Regions from separate parts of the Homo sapiens genome. Here region 2 is linked to region 1. A link is a loop called in an ENCODE intact Hi-C map of the cell type or tissue named here. Cell type or tissue: Caco-2. All regions are shown on one strand. Links, peaks and the distances in the headings refer to the core of each region. The heading gives the core; the rest is flanking DNA.

Region 1 (8,268 bases), core at 269-8,268:
TGAGGGTTGTTGCCATATTGTTCTAGTAGGCAGTTAACCTGCCTGCATTTAAACTGAAAAATCTGTCCCCAGCAATTTATAGTAGTTGATGTATTCTTCTGCACAGTTTTCTCAGGATCCAGTTGCTTCTTTTTTGGCCTAGTGCCTGGGAGTCTTTCCTGAGCCTGTGTAGTTTAGGGTCAGCCACAGATTTGGAAAGAATTTATATTCAGGTATTGAAGCTTACCTACTGTACAGCTCCCTTGCTTTCTTCCTAAATATCCAGTTGCTCTGCCAGCCCCAAGTTCTGCCCAGTGGCACCTCAAGCCAATAAGGTTTTTGCTTTCTGCAAGACCTGAGCTTTGTGCATGTTAAGTCAACAGTGCAGCAAACTCACAAACCTCACCAGGAGCAGTTCTGTCTCACAAGGGTAGATGCCTCTCTAGTCTCTGCTTGCTTTTTCACTGGGCTGCCTGGGGTCTCTTGTGTGTCTCAGCAGTTTAGCAGGCAGGCAGGGATTTGAGCGGAGCTTATACTCAGCTTTTCAATTCAGTCCTTCTGTGGCTCTGGCTCTCATTTTTACAGGATTCCCCCCTTGAATATCCAGTTGTCTGCTGCCTTAAACTTTATTCTCTGACACCTCAAGCTGGTATGGCTGTGGTTTTCTGCCACTAGAGCTGGAGGGTGTTGGGGAGTGACCCCCTGCTTAGGGGTCACAAACTCTTAGTTTTTACCTGATGCAGTATCCGTCATTCAAGAGTAAACCCTTCTCAAGAGTCATCTAACAAAAACACCAACAAATAGTTGTTTTTAAGAAATTTGTCCAGTTTTTATAATCATTATCTATGGAAGAAATTGCCCAATGTCTTCTATGATACTATTCCTAGAAATTCTGCCCTTTAGTGAACTTTAGACATTTTCTCCATATAGCCTTTATGTATTTTTAAACTTTATTACTAAGTATTTTAGGGTTTTTACTGTTATTGGTAATGGCGCTTTTGTCTAAATACATTTTCTAATTAGTTATTAATTTTTATATGTCTTTCCTATATTAAATTAAACTTATACTGAACTCTTCTTTGTTCTAATTGTTTTTTTAGTGGATTCTCTTGACTTGTCTATGGAGACAATCATTGTCTGCAAACGATGGTCGTGTTTAATTCCTTCCAACATTAGGCCTCCCGTTTCATTTACTTATTGGTCCATAAGTTCTAGTTGAATATTAAATAACAGCAGTGACAGAGGGCATACTTTCCTAATCCTTGTCTGTTTTTGTTACTATTGCTGTGAAGCAAATTACCTCAAAATTTAGTGGCTTAAAACAATTATTTTGTTTTGCTTATGATTTTGAGGGTCAGGATTTCAAGAAGGGCTAGATCACATTGTTCTCACTTAGGGTATCTCAAGCAGCTGCAGTCAGATGTCAGCTGGGGATGAAGTCACCTGACGGTTCACCTAGGCTGGATGTCCAGAATGGCTCACTCACATGGCTGACAGTTGATGCTGCTGTCAGCTGGGGGCTCAGTGAGACTAGCAACTGGAGTGCTTACAGATGGCCTCTACATGTTAGTTGGCCTCTTTCCAACATGGCATTCTCAGGGTAGTCAGACCACTTATGTGGAGGCTCAGGGATCTGAGACCAAGTATTCCAGTGAACAAGTAGGAATCTGTGTCACCTTTTCTGACCTAGCCTGAGAAGCCACACTTCTCAGTGTGTACCACTTATTCTGCATTTTATTGTTTGCAAGCAAATCGTTAAGTCTATCCGAATTCAAAGGGAGGGTACAAAGATGCCACCTCTCAATGGGTGGGGTGCCAAAGAATTTGTGACCATATTTTGTAAAAATCCATACATCACTTCAGTGGTGATGTTTCTAATGTTTTACCATTAAATGTAATATTTTCTCTAGGTTCTTGACAGATATCCTTTATAAGTTTGAGGACCCCTTAAATTCAATTATGAGCACATACAAAGAAACAGCAGTTGCCATTTGTTTTTCCTCATATACAAAGGAATATAATTCATGGAGAAGACTTGGGGAAAATTTATATTGTAAGATTTGTGAAATCTGGCTACATAGGTAAAGGTTAGTATACAATAGCAAATAATATTTAAGGATGTTATATTTTAGTCTGGAATATTTTAGAACATAAGTGGGATATTATTTTTTATCAATTGTAATTCAGTTAATATTTAGCAATAACTTGGCCAGGCACAGTGACTCACACCTGTAATCCCAGCACTCTGGGAAGCCAAGACAGGAGAATTGCTTGAAGCCAGGAGTTTGAGACCAGCCTGGGCAACATAGTGAGATCCTGTCTCTACAAAAACAATTTTTTTTTTAGTCAGGCATGGTGGCACACACCTGTAGTCCCAGGTAGGCTGTAGTCTCAGCTAGGCTGAGGTGGGAGGATCACTTGAACCCAGGAGGTAGAGGCCACCATGAGCTATGATCATGCGAGCAAGACCTTGCCTCTTAAAAAAAAAAAAGCAATATCCATCACATATTGCAAAGAGATGATTAGAGAAAAGAATGTAAGAAATTTCTTACAGAAACAATACATTTATTTTATATGGAAAGGAACCATTTTTCCTTTAAATAGGGAATCTAGACAATATTCATCTAAATAGCACATTTAATTTCACTAAAACCTCAGATCCCACTATAGAATCCTGCTGAGCTAGTTTAGATTAGACCATATGGTGAGCTCTTTAAGAAAAAGGAAGTGATCTCTTTCCTAAGCCCATACATACTACTTCAATGATAAGGAAGGCTGATTTGTAACACATAGGCCAAAGAGAAGAATGAACAAGAACCAGAGATGTGTCCCAGTCTCTAGAGCTGGGCTGAGTCAGGCCATCTGCACCTGACCTTTCTAGAACAAGGAGTGATGAGGCTTCTAGGGAAGCTATCACTGGGCCCATCATATCTGGTTACATGGTGATCAGAATGGAGATGATAAATGCTCTAAATGGAAGGCACAGCATGTCCTAAAAGATGAAAGGTTTACATAATATAGGCTTATTCATATACTTTTGGCCCCTGGGAACCACAGCCTTGGGACATATATACCCATGCTTGCGAAAATGTGGAAGCTGGGGAGGTGAGAAGGTAGTGAAAAAGCTGGAGTGTGAAGAAGTTTGGGTTTCCATAGACACCCCCTCTTTTCAAACCTTTTTTCAATTTAACCACAGTCACTGGATTAAATGAATCAATTTAGTTAGGTGGAAATAACAAGTTTATATATCAGTGTAAAAAAGGAACATAAAGAAAAGGATGATGTGGGTTTTTTTTTTCACCCTCAAGTAAATACAATTTTTCCCTTTTAATTGCTTTCTACAGTGAAATCAGGTGAGTTATAGTTGACATTTTATGTGTAATAGATATTTCAGAGTTTGCAGTGGTAGAAAAAGAAAGAAGTAGTAATAGGACCAAAGAAAAAAAGGAACATTTAATAACTGTATCAGAATGTGAGTACTGCTGCCTCCACCCACCAATCATTAGAAGCAAGTGTTAGAAGCAGCAGCTATACCAAGGCCAGGCACAGTGGCTTATGCCTGTAATCCCAGCTCTTTGGGAGGCTGAGGTGGGCAGATCTCTTGAGGCCAAGAGTTCGACACCAACCTGGCCAACATGGTAAAACCCCTCTATTAAAAATACAAAATTAGCCAGGTGTGGTGGCACGCACCTGTAATCTCAGCTACTCGGGAGGGTGAGGCAGGAGAATTGCTTGAACCTGGGAGGTGGTCAGGAGGCTGAGGTGGGAGAATTGCTTGAACCCAGGAGGTGGAGGTTGCAGTGAGCTGAGATTGCACCACTGCACTCCTGGCTGGGCAACAGAGTGAGACTTCGTCTTAAAAAATAAATGAATAAATACATAAAAATAGACGCAGCAGCAATACCAGACTTCCTCTTAGCCACCTGCTAGACCTATAGTCTTGCAAACAACTTCCGATGTCATTCCTGTCTTGATAAATGTAGAGAGAGTTCTGGGAAACGTCAGCCTGGCATGCTAGAACATAGTGAGCTTATACGGTGTTAAAACTCTAGGAAACTGTTAAGTTCTGACTCTCCTTCCATGAGGGTTTTTCATCCATTTTTGGCAGTCCTTCACACTACCTGTTTCCATTCCAAGGAATTCTGCCTCTTATTTTTTTATTTTTTATAGCGACAAGGTCTCACCCTGTTGCCCAGGCTGGTCTCAAATTCCTGGGCTCAAGCAATCCTCCCACCTCAGCTTCCCAAAGCACTGTGATTACAGGCATGACCCACCACACCTGGCCGGAATTCTGCCTTCTAATCTGGCTCATTGACCAACTTTTGAGTGAACTGAGATAAATCCTACAAATTGCTGAGTTTGTTTCCATGTTTGTGATGCACTGAAGTAGTCCTCTTGTGAATGTGCCTGGATCATATTATAAATGTTGTGGTCACTCCTGTAGCCAGTTTGGAAATATTGCAATAATTTCAGAATTGAAGAAATGTATCTTGAAATTAAAAACTACTTAAACCTATAGAATACACCTGGGTATTAATTTCTTATTAGACAGCATTAAATCTAGATTGGTTAGTAAGTGAACCAGAGGCAACCAAGTAAATGAGAATGAACCTTTAACTGATGCTAGGTTTGGGCCCGCGCCACATGGTGGCAGGCTTGCTCTGTGAAGTACTTCCTCTTCAGGACCAACAAACAATAGTGTTCCTAAACGCCATAAAGCTTTCCTCCAAGCCGTGACTCAGGGACCAAGGCTCCTTTCATTCTGTGGCCCCGCCATCTTCAACAAGCGGTTTCCAGGGTCTTTGCAGAAGGAGAAAGAACAAGAAGGACCACCGTGGGAGATCTGTGTGTGATCCCAGGAAAACAAACTTCATCAAGAAACAAGTTTCTGCTTTTCTTTTCTTTTCTTTTTTTTTTGACAGAGTCTCTGTAGCCCAGGCTGGAGTGCAGTGGTGCGATATCGGCTCACTACAACCTCCATCTCCCGGGCTCAAGCAATTCTTGTGCCTCAGCCTCCCGAGCAGCTGGGATTACAGGCATGCACCACCAAACCCAGCTAATTTTTGTATTTTAACTAAAGATGGGTTTTCGCCATGTTAGCCAGGCTGGTCTCGAACTCCTGACTTCAGGCGATCTGCCCTCCTCAGCCTCCCAAAATGCTGGGATTACAGGTGTGAGCCACTGCGCCCTTCAAGAAACAAGTTTTAATGCTAGTATTTAACTACATTAAATCACATTAAACTACATGGTTTAGGAAATTAATTTTTAGAAAGAATAACATAAGTTATTAAGTTGTGAAGATTGTATTTTCTTTTTTTTATTTTTATTTTTATTTTTGAGACAGAGTCTTGCTCTGTCCCCCAGGCTGGAGTGCAGTGGTGTGATCTTGGCTCACTGAAGCCTCTACCTCCTGGTTTCAAGTGATTTTCCTGTCTCAGCCTCCCGAATAGCTGGGATTACAGGCGCCCACCACCATGCCTGGCTAATTTTTTTTTTTGAGACGGAGTTTCACTCTTGTTGCCCAGGCTGGAGTGCAATGGCATGATCTTGGCTCACTGCAACCTCCGCCTCCCAGGTTCAAGTGATTCTCCTGCCTCAGCCTCCCAAGTAGCCGGGATTACAGGCATGTGCCACCACACCTGGCTAATTTTTTTTTTGTATTTTTAGTAGAGACGGGGTTTCTCCATGTTGGCCAGGCTGGTCTTGAACTCCTGACCTCAGGTGATCCACCCGCCTTGACCTTCCAAAGTGCTGGGATTACAGGTGTGAGCCACCGTGCCTGGCCTAATTTTTGTATTTTTAGTAGAGACGGGGTTTCACCATATTGGCCAGGCTGGTCTTGAACTCCTGACCTCAAGTGGTCCGCCCACCTCGGCCTCTCAAAGTGCTGGGATTACAGGCCCACTGCGCTCGGCCAAGATTGCATTCTCTTTAAAAAAATGTTACTTTACATCGTATGGTACATAGGCAGCAATGATTTAACCTTCAGTAGAACATTCCGCCTCTAAATCTCAGTATCATCTTCTCCAAAATGATGGGTTTGTATTTACTTAAAGTTCCATAATTATCATACCCCTCTTACAATTAAAAAAGGCTTAAATATTCTTCTTCAGTAAAAGGAATATCAGTCATGTTACAGTAGCTTTTTAAAGAATATGGTTTCTGGAGTTGGACTGCCTAGGTTTGAGTTTGAGTTCTGCCATTTATTAACTGTGAGGTATTAGGTATGGTACTCAGCCTATCAAAATTTCAGTTTCTTTCCAGGCATGGTGGCTCACACCTGTAATCTCAGCACTTTGGGAGACCCAGGTGGGCAGATGGTTTGAGTTTAGGAGTTAGAGACCAGCCTATGCAACATGGTGAAACTCCGTCTTTACAAAAAATAAAAAAATTAGCCAGGCACAGTGGCATGCACTTATAGTCCTAGCTACCAGGGAAGCTGAGATAGGAGGATTGCTGAAGCCTGGGAGGTCAAGGCTGCAATGAGCCATGAGCAAGACCCTGTCTCAAAAAAAAGAAAAAACAAACAAAAAAAAATGCAAAACAAAAAAAACGAGACTTGATTAGTCCACATTATATACATGTAACTAAATTTCACATGTACCCCATAAATTTGTACACGTAAAAAAGATTTCAATTTCCTCATCCATAAAGTGGGATAAGTTACTGCACATATCTTATAGGGTTGTTAGGATTAAATGGGAAAAACGTATGTATGGCAGAGACTGGCCAACTGTTTACTAAACTGTTTCTTTTTCTTCCTGAGCAAACAGTTAAACCACATTTTCCATCTTCACTTAAGTTAGCTGTGGCCATGCAACTGAGTCCTGATCAGTGGAATGTGAAAGTGTTAGCAGCAGTGAATCTGTACAGGTCTGCAGCAGCCTCAATTCTTGCCACCTCAGAAGAAAGAACTTGACTGAGGGGCATAAGGCAGAGGGAGAGACTGAGGCAAGTTTTAGAGCAGGAGTGAAAGTCTTTAAAAAGTTTTAGAGCAGGAATTTTAAAAAAGTACACTTGGAAGAGGGCCAAGCAGGTAACGTGAAAGATTCAAGTGTACAGTTTGACCTTTGACTCGGGGCTTTATACACTGGCATGCTTCCAGTGGGTAACATCTCTTCTCCCAGTTCTTCCTTTGGGGTGGGCTGTCTGCATTCGCACTGGCCTGCCAGCACTTGGGAGGAGCCGCATGTGCAGTGTGTTTACTGAAGCTGTGCACATGCTCACTTGAGGCGTTTTTCCCTTACCAGTTGAGTGTTCTAGAGGAAGGTCATATACTGGTTAAACTCTGCCATTTTGCCTTAGTTTTCATGCTTGAGCCCACTCACCCAACTCCTGAGATCTTACCAGGAAGCTGCTGATCACCAGTTTCGGGTGTTTTCTATTTATTGAGAGCCTGCCTTTCTCTGGCGCTGGCTGCAACCAATTATTATTTTAGAGAGACAGTTAACAACCGCCTGACCATTACCTGATGGTTTCCTGACATTCCTGGTTGTGGTAGGGGGGTGCTTTCCTGCCCTGCTCATGTCTGCCTACTACCTACTGTAACAAAAGGAAGAGAAGCGTGCTATTTCCAGGCTAAGCTCACACGCAGCTCTCCCACGGTGGTCCTCCTTGTTCTTTCCCCTTCTGCAAAGACCCTGGAAGCCACTTGTTGAAGATGGCAGGGCCACAAAATGAAAGGAGCCTTGGTCCGAGAGTCATGGTTTGGAGGAAAGCTTTATGCCTTTAGGAATACTATTAATAGCGTTTCTCTCAGTATTACAAACCAGAAGCCTACAGCCCTGAACTTAAAACACAAGCAATATAATGGTGATCTTGTCTGCAGGATTTTTTTAAGCTAGAGAAAGTCTAGGAAATAAAGTTGTATGTAGAAGCAGTAAAACTGTAAGCTATTCATATATGTAACTCACAGAAAGTCAACATCTTGTATTTATATTTGCTACATTTTTTGAAAATTTAATGGCATATACAAGAAGGGAAATGAGATAAAATACTGAAGTTGGTGTCATATTGAAAACAGTATTTTCAATTATTTCATCCTTGTGTTTACTTCAGTCCATATTATGATTCATTAAATGATTTCTCTCAGTATTTCACATAATGATTACCCCCCCCCCTTTTTTTTTAACTCTACTCCCATGACAGATTAGGATATGTCCTTTTTTTTTTTTTTTTTAAATTAAAGACTGGGTCTGCTACATTGCCCAGGCTGGAGTACAGCAGCTATTCACAGCCACCATGATAGTGCACTACAGCCCGAATTCCTGGACTCAAGTGAAGCCTCAG
Region 2 (8,416 bases), core at 177-8,176, 500 kb after region 1:
TTTATGATAGATACACAACACTTGGTAAGCCTCAGTAATTAAATGGTTTTTTTAAATCAAAATCAAAGTCAAAGAGAATAACATTATCACTATTATACAAATATGAAAAGAAAAATAGCATAAAAACATACCTGTGGGGCATATCCAGGAGGCACATAGATAGGAGGCACAGAACCATTTGGGGACATCATTGGAACCTGAGCAGGACCTGAATGGGTCACATAAATGATGTATTAACCCATGATTGCTTATCAGGCTAAAGTTGAAAACAATTTGAATTACATTTTGAATACTTCATCTAAACACTCAAGCCAACAGTAACTACATTTTTATAAAAAGAAATTCAGATGATTGACTTGTTATAAAAATTTATCTTGTAAAGTGCACAAATTACCCTTTACCTACATTTGTGTTTTTTAAAGTTGCTGGGGTAGGGGTGGTGGGGGGCGGGGAGGTTGGAGGGCTTTTTAAAACATATTAACAGGCTCTCCTAGAGATTCTTAGTCAATGGGGTCTTGAATCATTATATTCACTTTACAAATATCCCAGGTGACTCTTATAATAGTGTAAGTTTAGAAACACTGACCTAGAGAAAAATCAAACTAAACTCTGCATATAAAATCAATGAAAAATACAAAAGGCAAAATTTTCAAAAGTTACAGGGACAAAATAAAAAAGCAAGAGTGAAAAGCAGCAAGAGGAAGAATAGTTAGAAATTTGGAACTTGCTTTGTTAGGGTTAAAATACTTGTGTAATGTGTGACTCATGTCTATGGGGGCTTAAGAACAAAGAGAAATGCCACACGTGTACTTACCCAAAGGAAAAAAAAATTTTTTTTTGTTTCTCACACTAAAAAGTTCTAAAAAAGAAAATTCAGCTTCTCTCACTCTACACTTCCTTTCACTTTTATAGTGTTAGGTTTTCCAATTAACTTTTATAACTATTATCTCTAGTTTACCTTCTCTTTTAACATTTCTGGGAACAAAAGAAGCATTTGGAGAAGGTGTGTTTTGTTCTTTCTAGGAACTAAAATCTTAGTTGCTTTATGTAACTTTTAAAAAAGTCTCTTACCCCCCTTCAGTTCCTTTCTTCCTGTAACTTTACACTGCAGTGTCCCCTCATGCCCACCAGTTTTTTATAACCTGAAATGAAACCTTTTCAAAGAAATTACTTATTTCTAAGGGAATAAGAACAAAGGTCTGATGAGGAATGTAAAGGGGGAAGGATCTCTTTTATATGCAGAATTATAATCTACCATTATATAATGGCTCTCAGCTATAAAAGAAATAAAGGAGGAAAAGCTCAAATGTAGGGTAGAAAACAAGTAACTCTGTTAATATTATACATACTTCAGAAAATCAGAATAAAGGACATGGAGGTCACAACAAATCCGGATTACAGCCATTCTGCCCTTTCTAGGGAAGGCAAGGGGTGAGGACAGAACCACACAGTGGTGATGAAATTAGGGCTAGGGAGATGAGAGAGCTAGGGAAGAGAAAAGAGAATACAAAAGAAAGGGGGTGTAAGAGGGAAACTACTAAACGGGGTGACGGAAAATACTAAACAGGGGTAAGGAAAGTGGGGAAAGTGGAGGAAAAAAGGGGGAAGCAAGCAAGGAGAGGAGAAAGGCAAGAGGGGAGAGAAGGAGAGAGGCGAGAGGTAAGAGAAGAAAAGGGAGGGATAAGAAAGGGGACAAGAGGCAGTAAAGGAGAGTGAAGAGAAGACAAGAAGGGAGGGAGAGGAGAAAACAGAAGGGTAAGGGGGAGGAGGAACGATGTGGAGAAATAGGAGAAAGGGGGAGGGGAGGGAAAGGACAGAAGAGGTGGGGAGGGGAAGAGAAAGTAGGGATAAGACTGAAGTGGTTGAGAGAAAGTAAGAAGTGTTTGTGTAGAACACTAAATTACACTATATAATATCTGGCTGTGAAAAGAACTTTTCAATAAGATACTCTTCCCATCCAAAACAAGACCACCACCAAATACATGAAGTTGTCCAGAATATTATTTTAATTATATATAGCTAATACTAACTTACTATGTGCCAGGCCTTTTACATATTTTTTCTCCTCATAATCATTCTATCAGGTAAATATCATCATCATCATCATCTCCATTTTCTAGATGTGGAAACTGAGGCACAGAGAGGTTAAGCTCCCCAAGTGGTAGAAGTGGGATTCAAAACCAGGTAGTTTTATTTCTAAGGACATATCCTTACCACATTTTTAGTAAACATTAAAATACTATGCAGTATTGGCAACTGATATAATTTGAGGCTTAAGAACAATGCTCTAAAGCCTCTAAGGAAAATTAAGGCCTTTGTTGTCTTTACATCCGTAAAAACATGAGAGAAAGAATAAAATTTTCTTAAGTTTAAGCAAACATTACCTATTAATTTACTGAATAAAACTTGTGAGCTGCTTTATACCTCTAGGCAGAAAAGCTTCATGCAAAACTCACCTTTTAGCTCCTATATTCTAGACTCAAGAGAAATGAGAACTGTTTTAAACTAATGCTGGTTTACTTCCATTAGCTAATTTATATAAAACTACAGTAAACTAACTTCCTGAATCCTTACAGGTGGCTTAGGTATTACTTACAATATGTGAAATTCAGCTGAGAACTTGACAGAGAATTCACTGAAAATCATATTTTATAATGTTAATAAAGGCCATTAGCATTGCACTTTTACTGTGGGTCCTTTTATATGCTGTCAAATTTAATCCTTACATCAAGTCATCAGAATAGGTTTTTCTTTTGCCATCAGAATAATAAGTTATTGCTAATTACATTTAAAATAGTAAAATCACACAATTGCTTCAAGTGGCCCTCCTTTTACCAGAAATACGAATATATATGTAGTTACAATTCAAACCATTTTATACTTTGATAGCCGCTAAAATAGTTTATAATTTGGTAATACAAGATTCTACTTTGTTTTTTAATTATATCTAAGTGTGATGCTGAAAAGAGAAATGTAAGCTAAAATAAACCAGTAGTAAATATATTACTAGATGTAGTCCAGGAAAAAGACTGATTAACTTACTTCTTTACGAAGTAATCCTTTCACTCTAGCAAAAAAATTTTTTTTTTATCCTGAGGCAGAAATTGTACATGGTTAGATTTTTTTTTTTTTTTTTTGAGACGGAGTTTTACTCTGTTGCCCAGGCTGGAGTGCAGTGGCGCTATCTCAGCTCAATGCAACCTCTTCCTCCTGGGTTCAAGTGATTCTTCTGCTTCAGCCTCCCGAGTAGCTGGGATTACATGCATGTGCCACCACGCCCGGCTAATTTTTGTATTTTTAGTAGAGACGGGGTTTCACCATGTTGGCCAGGCTGGTCTTGAACTCCTAACCTCAGGTGATCCACCTGCCTCGGGCTCCCAAAGTGCTAGGATTACAGGTGTGAGCCACCATGCCCGGCCAGATTTTCTTTTAAAAAGACAATTTATCGGTATCATATTTAATGCCTAAAATATTGCTGTGAAGTAACATTCAACACTGAATGCAAACCCCTATTGTATAAACATAATAAATACAAGTATCGATGTTTAGAACTACAACGTTTACAGCATCTCATGTCTGTTGTTACTCCTGTGTCTATAGTAGCGAAACCTTAAAGCCTTGCATATTTAATGATGTAAATGTTTGATTAGCTCCTTAGTTCCAACAATACTTTTTAATTTAGAAAGTAACAGAAAATTAACTACAAACTGACTTAAATTTGTATGCAATGAGGGAGATTTTGTCCCAAGGAAGAAACTCAGATCCTATTGACAAATGTATGCCTGGCACAAGAGTAGCAATACCTGACAACAACTGTGCATACACTTAGCAGCTCCTTTATAATCTATGTGATTTGAGCATGATTTACCCCAATCATGGAGCTATTAAGGATACATTTCCTATTTCAAAAACCTGCAGAAGAGTAAACAATTCTAACCAATTGTCTTAAGAAATTTGAGAAGCTCCCCACCCCTGCTTCTTAAAAAGTGCCATCACTGACTTAAAGAAGATATTTCAACTAGTATAACTTAAATTCTTCTTTATCTTTCCTTGTTAATATACATTCATATTTAAGAGGTTTTTTTTAAATAAAATTACAAATTTGTCCAGGAGTTTTAATTCTTAAAATGCAACGTGCTGCCGCTGTGCTACACATTCTCTATAAGCCAGCGTTCACAATGGCTTCCAAATAATCTGATGCCAATTTTCAGATTTTAGCTCTAGAAGAAAAACCTAGTAAAATAAAGATCCTAGAATGGAATATTCCGTGGAATACAAAATTACAAAATAACTCTACATAGTCTAACCTTTTTGTATTTACATGGCAACAATTTAAAATATTTTATGGCGATGATATTTAGCATCTATTTTTAAAAACACACGGCATGACTTTAGATTAATACAATGCTTTCTGTCTTAAAATAAAAGCAGAATGTTCGAAAACAGCAAATCTTACCACTCATTTCGTTTTTACAGTAGCAGCAGAGAACAAGAAAATCCAACAAGGAAACAGCGTAGTACACGTTAACAGCTTTAATTGGAGAACGGCTTTTTTTTTTTTTGCAAGGCTGTAAGAGGAAAAGATCCTTTGACCGAGTCACGTGACAGTCATCACGTGACCTGCAGTGACCCAGGAAAGGGCAAGGGGGAAAAAAAAGCAAACGTTCCCGCTTGCAGCATTTCTGATATAGGGGAAAAAAAAGATTAAATGATTTCTACTGCTGCTGCCCTGAATTTGACCATCTTTCAGACTTCCTTATGAACCAATTCAAAAGCTCATCAAAGTATACTTTTCAGAAATATATATTTGATGTACAATGATTCTCTTTGTGTTCAATAACACCACAGGTGCTATCTTCTAATTTTTTACTCATGCAGCCTGCCGCTAATTTTCATTTAGAACATTTGAGATAATATTAATTTAAAAGATTCAGTCTGAAATGTCATTGTATAACGTAATTCTCCATACTCAATCCTTAAGGAATATCCACAATACACAAATAATTGTGTATAGAATATAGGTTTGATAGACATGTGTCTCAAAGGTGGGATTTATGTTTCAGGCTGTTATTTGCCTCTTAAGAGAATAAAGACTACCACTTTCATTATTGGTTTTATTTTCTTTCTGATTTTTTTAAATTTAAGATTTAAATTAAAGTGCAGGTGCTCAGTAGATGGCATTCTTACTCATATCCACGAATCTGAAAAGACAGCCTCAGGTGCAGGTTCAGAGTTCTCTATCCAAGAACAAGTAGAGACCAGAAAGGAGACCAAAGATGTCCAGTTACAACAGGAAAGAATAAGAACTTTTGGAGATCTTTCATTACTTTATGGTGCTATGTAACTTCAGAGGAAATTTATTAACAGCTAACAAAAATATACAGGTAATGATAATGACAGTGGTTTGTAACAAGTTGTACAGTGGAAAGAAAGTGAATTTTGGTATTAAAAGATATATTTTAATAACAGCTTCAGTATTTATTAGCAAGGCAATTTACTGCTCTTCTCTGAAGTCTTAGCTTATTTCAGTGACAAGGTTAATCAACATCATAGCATTGTTGTGAGAATGAAATTAAATAAATTTAAAGTATCAAGTATATTGGTTGATGATACTCAGTAAATAGTTATAATATGTAAAAGTATGATCACCATGTTTTCAAAAATAACCACATAGTGCAGAGTACATACTAGGCATCATTTGGAGTGTTTTACTTGCGTTAACTCACTTAATCCTAACAAGTGAAGTGAGCATCATTTCCAGGTAAGAAAACTGAAGCAGAGTAACATGCCAAGGGCACAAAGCGAGGCAAAGGCAGGATTATCTAATAATAAGGCTATACTTTTCAAAAAGTGTAAACTATGTTCAAAGGCCCCATCTCACACAAAGGTGGAAAACAACTGGCAAAGGATAACCTAGAGAAATAGGTCTCAATAAATATATGTAAGACACCCCAGAGGAGATAAGACAGTAAGGGCCTATTCTTACAAGTGGGGAAAGGTAATTGTTAACTTCAAAATTCCTATGAAAAGGCAGGGTTGCCCTGAAAAACGAGACCAAAGGGCAAGGAGTCTCCTGGTCTCAACAGAATGTACTCATATACGTTAGACCCAGCCCCCCTGTAAATCCGACCATGTCTCTGATCTTCAGCCCCTAAACAAAAAGCAAGCCTCTGCAGCCCACCTTCTTATTTTGGCTCACATTTGCACACAGCCTGTATTTCTATTTCTTGACTATTTAACTTATCATCTCCTTTCAATCCTTTCCATTATGCTCACTAGAAAGTTTTTTTCCATTATAAATAAATTCTCCTATATCCTCAACCTTTTTACAGAACACTTGTTCCTGTGTTGCCTTGAAATGAAGCATGGATGTCCTGTAGAAAACTTTCCCCAGCATGCCCCAGGAGCAGAGACTTCCTATCCTCTCCTGAAGCAGTGTTGGTAGTCTGCAGATACTCCAAGGCTGCTTCCCTTCACCACTGTTGTTCCTGTTTCATGCTAAAGTTCCTTCTTCCTTGAGATCACGGCATATGTGCATACAACCCTCTACCCCTTCTCAATGCTTTAAGGCTGAGTCCTCATTTATTGAGAACTTTGGCGCTGTGATCAATTTTGTTCTCTATCCCAACTCTTGTCTATCAGCATGACTTTAATGTCCAAAATCTAGGCTTAAAATTCCTTGAACTCGTGTCTTTCATTCTATTTTTAGTAACCCATGTTCAAAGATACATCCTGGAACTTATTACTTAGAACTCCACTATCTCATCTTTGAAATATCAAACTTTCATGTGGCCATCATATCTTTCTTTCATCTCTCCAGTTCTCTTTCTTCTACATTTGTTCTTCATAGTGATCTCCCTTTTCTCCTGATCCAACACTGCCTTCATAGCCTGATTTCCTTTCTCATCCATGTCTTCCTTTGACTTCCCCATCTCCTGAAAATCTCCAAGTTCAATCCGTCTTCTCTTACACCTGAGCTGTAGAAATCAAGCAGTACTCAGACTGGCATGTTTATAAATTTAGTATCTTCAGCCTTAACTCAGCTGTCAGCACTGCTCAGGAATCCTTTCATGAATCTTTCCCTGGTCAATCCCTTACACTGTTTTCTAGGATGATTATCAGAGATTCTCGTTACACTTTAAGAGCCCTCCCCAACCTGACTTCAACCATATCTCGAAATTGAACTCTTCACATTATTTGACATGAAACTGAACTCTTGATGTTATGGAACTGAACTCAATATTACATACACACTTTTCTAATTCCTTTCCTCTATTTGCAGAAGAAGCATTGTTCCTTCACTAGATCAAAGGTATCTTTCCTCTTTTACTCTTGATCTGATCCTCCACTTGGACTTGGCTTCACTGGTCATTTCCGTCCTGTCAGGTATTTTTACCTTTTCCTTTGTTCAGTCTCTTTGAACCATTGCATCTGTGCCCATAAACATGGTAAAGTTTCACACATAAACCATGCATATCATCCATCTCTCACTGACACTTTTTTTCTGCCCCATCATACCATCCAGCTACCACTCTTTTCTCAAACTTCTCAAAATTAACAGTAACTCTATTTTCTAACATAACTCTATATAACTCTACTTTCTAACATAACTCTATATAACATTAACTCTATAACATGACTCTATTTTCTGACCTTACATTCACTTTCACATTTTAAATAAAATTTTGATTATGCAATATTTGATACATACAAAAGAAAATAGTGCAAGTCATTAAAGTGACTGTTTCAAATCCACCATCCAAGCCAAGAAACAGATCATACCAACACTGTTGCATCCATGTGCTCCTTCACCATCTAATCCATCACTTTGTGCCACTCATGTCTCCATTATCCTGAATTTTGAGTTTATTCTTACCTTTCTTTTAAAAATAATTTCCTACAAAAAAATCACATATATCCCTAAACAATATTATGATTTCTAGGACTTATCTATGTAGTTTCATATAGCTGTAGTTTCCTCATTTTCATTTATGTTTTTATGTAAATAACTATAATTTGTTTATTCTGTCATTAGCTTTTGGGCTCTTTTCAGTTTCTGTTGTTGTTGGTTTTTTTTTTTTTTTTTTTTGCTTTCATTCACTTAACAAACATATATAGATTATCTACAATGTGCCAGATAGTGTTCTGGGCACTAGAGGAAGAAAATAATAACATGGTAAATAAGTAAATCATATTCAAGTAAATCACGAAGTATATTTGAAAGTGATAAATGCTATAAAATAAAAAAGAGAGGCTGGGTGTGCTGCTTCGCGCCTGTAATGCCGGCACTTTGGGAAGCTGAGGTGGATCACTTGAGCCCAGGAGTTCAAGACTAGACTTGACAACATAGTGAGACCCCATCTCCATAAAAAATCTCAAAAACTGAGTTGGGTGTGGTGGTGCATGCCTGTGGTCC

What was found. Hi-C counts contacts between places; a loop is a spot of excess contacts. Peaks named below come from ENCODE experiments on the same cell type or tissue, not always from the same donor. Only the 100,000 strongest peaks of a DNase experiment are listed, where the experiment ranks them.
Region 2: it touches region 1 in a loop (2.8-fold over the local background); 2 of 110 quality-filtered maps call a loop at or near these places.

What each region holds. Positions count from the first base shown.
Region 1 is chr13:49,603,602-49,611,869 of GRCh38, reverse strand. No RefSeq gene overlaps it. Among named protein-coding and RNA genes, the nearest start is that of ARL11, 21 kb to the left of the region's middle. RefSeq lists an enhancer at 4,765-4,984. In Caco-2, for the core only: a CTCF peak has its summit at 4,631; a DNase peak (open chromatin) is centred at 4,649.
Region 2 is chr13:49,106,447-49,114,862 of GRCh38, reverse strand. It overlaps FNDC3A (fibronectin type III domain containing 3A), which reads right to left. Exons shown (of 26, transcript NM_001079673.2): 4 at 132-208. Among named protein-coding and RNA genes, the nearest start is that of MLNR, 110 kb to the left of the region's middle. RefSeq lists enhancers at 1,037-1,540, 1,541-2,045. In Caco-2, for the core only: no CTCF peak of the experiment used is centred there; a DNase peak (open chromatin) is centred at 4,622; H3K4me3 peaks cover 1,548 bases.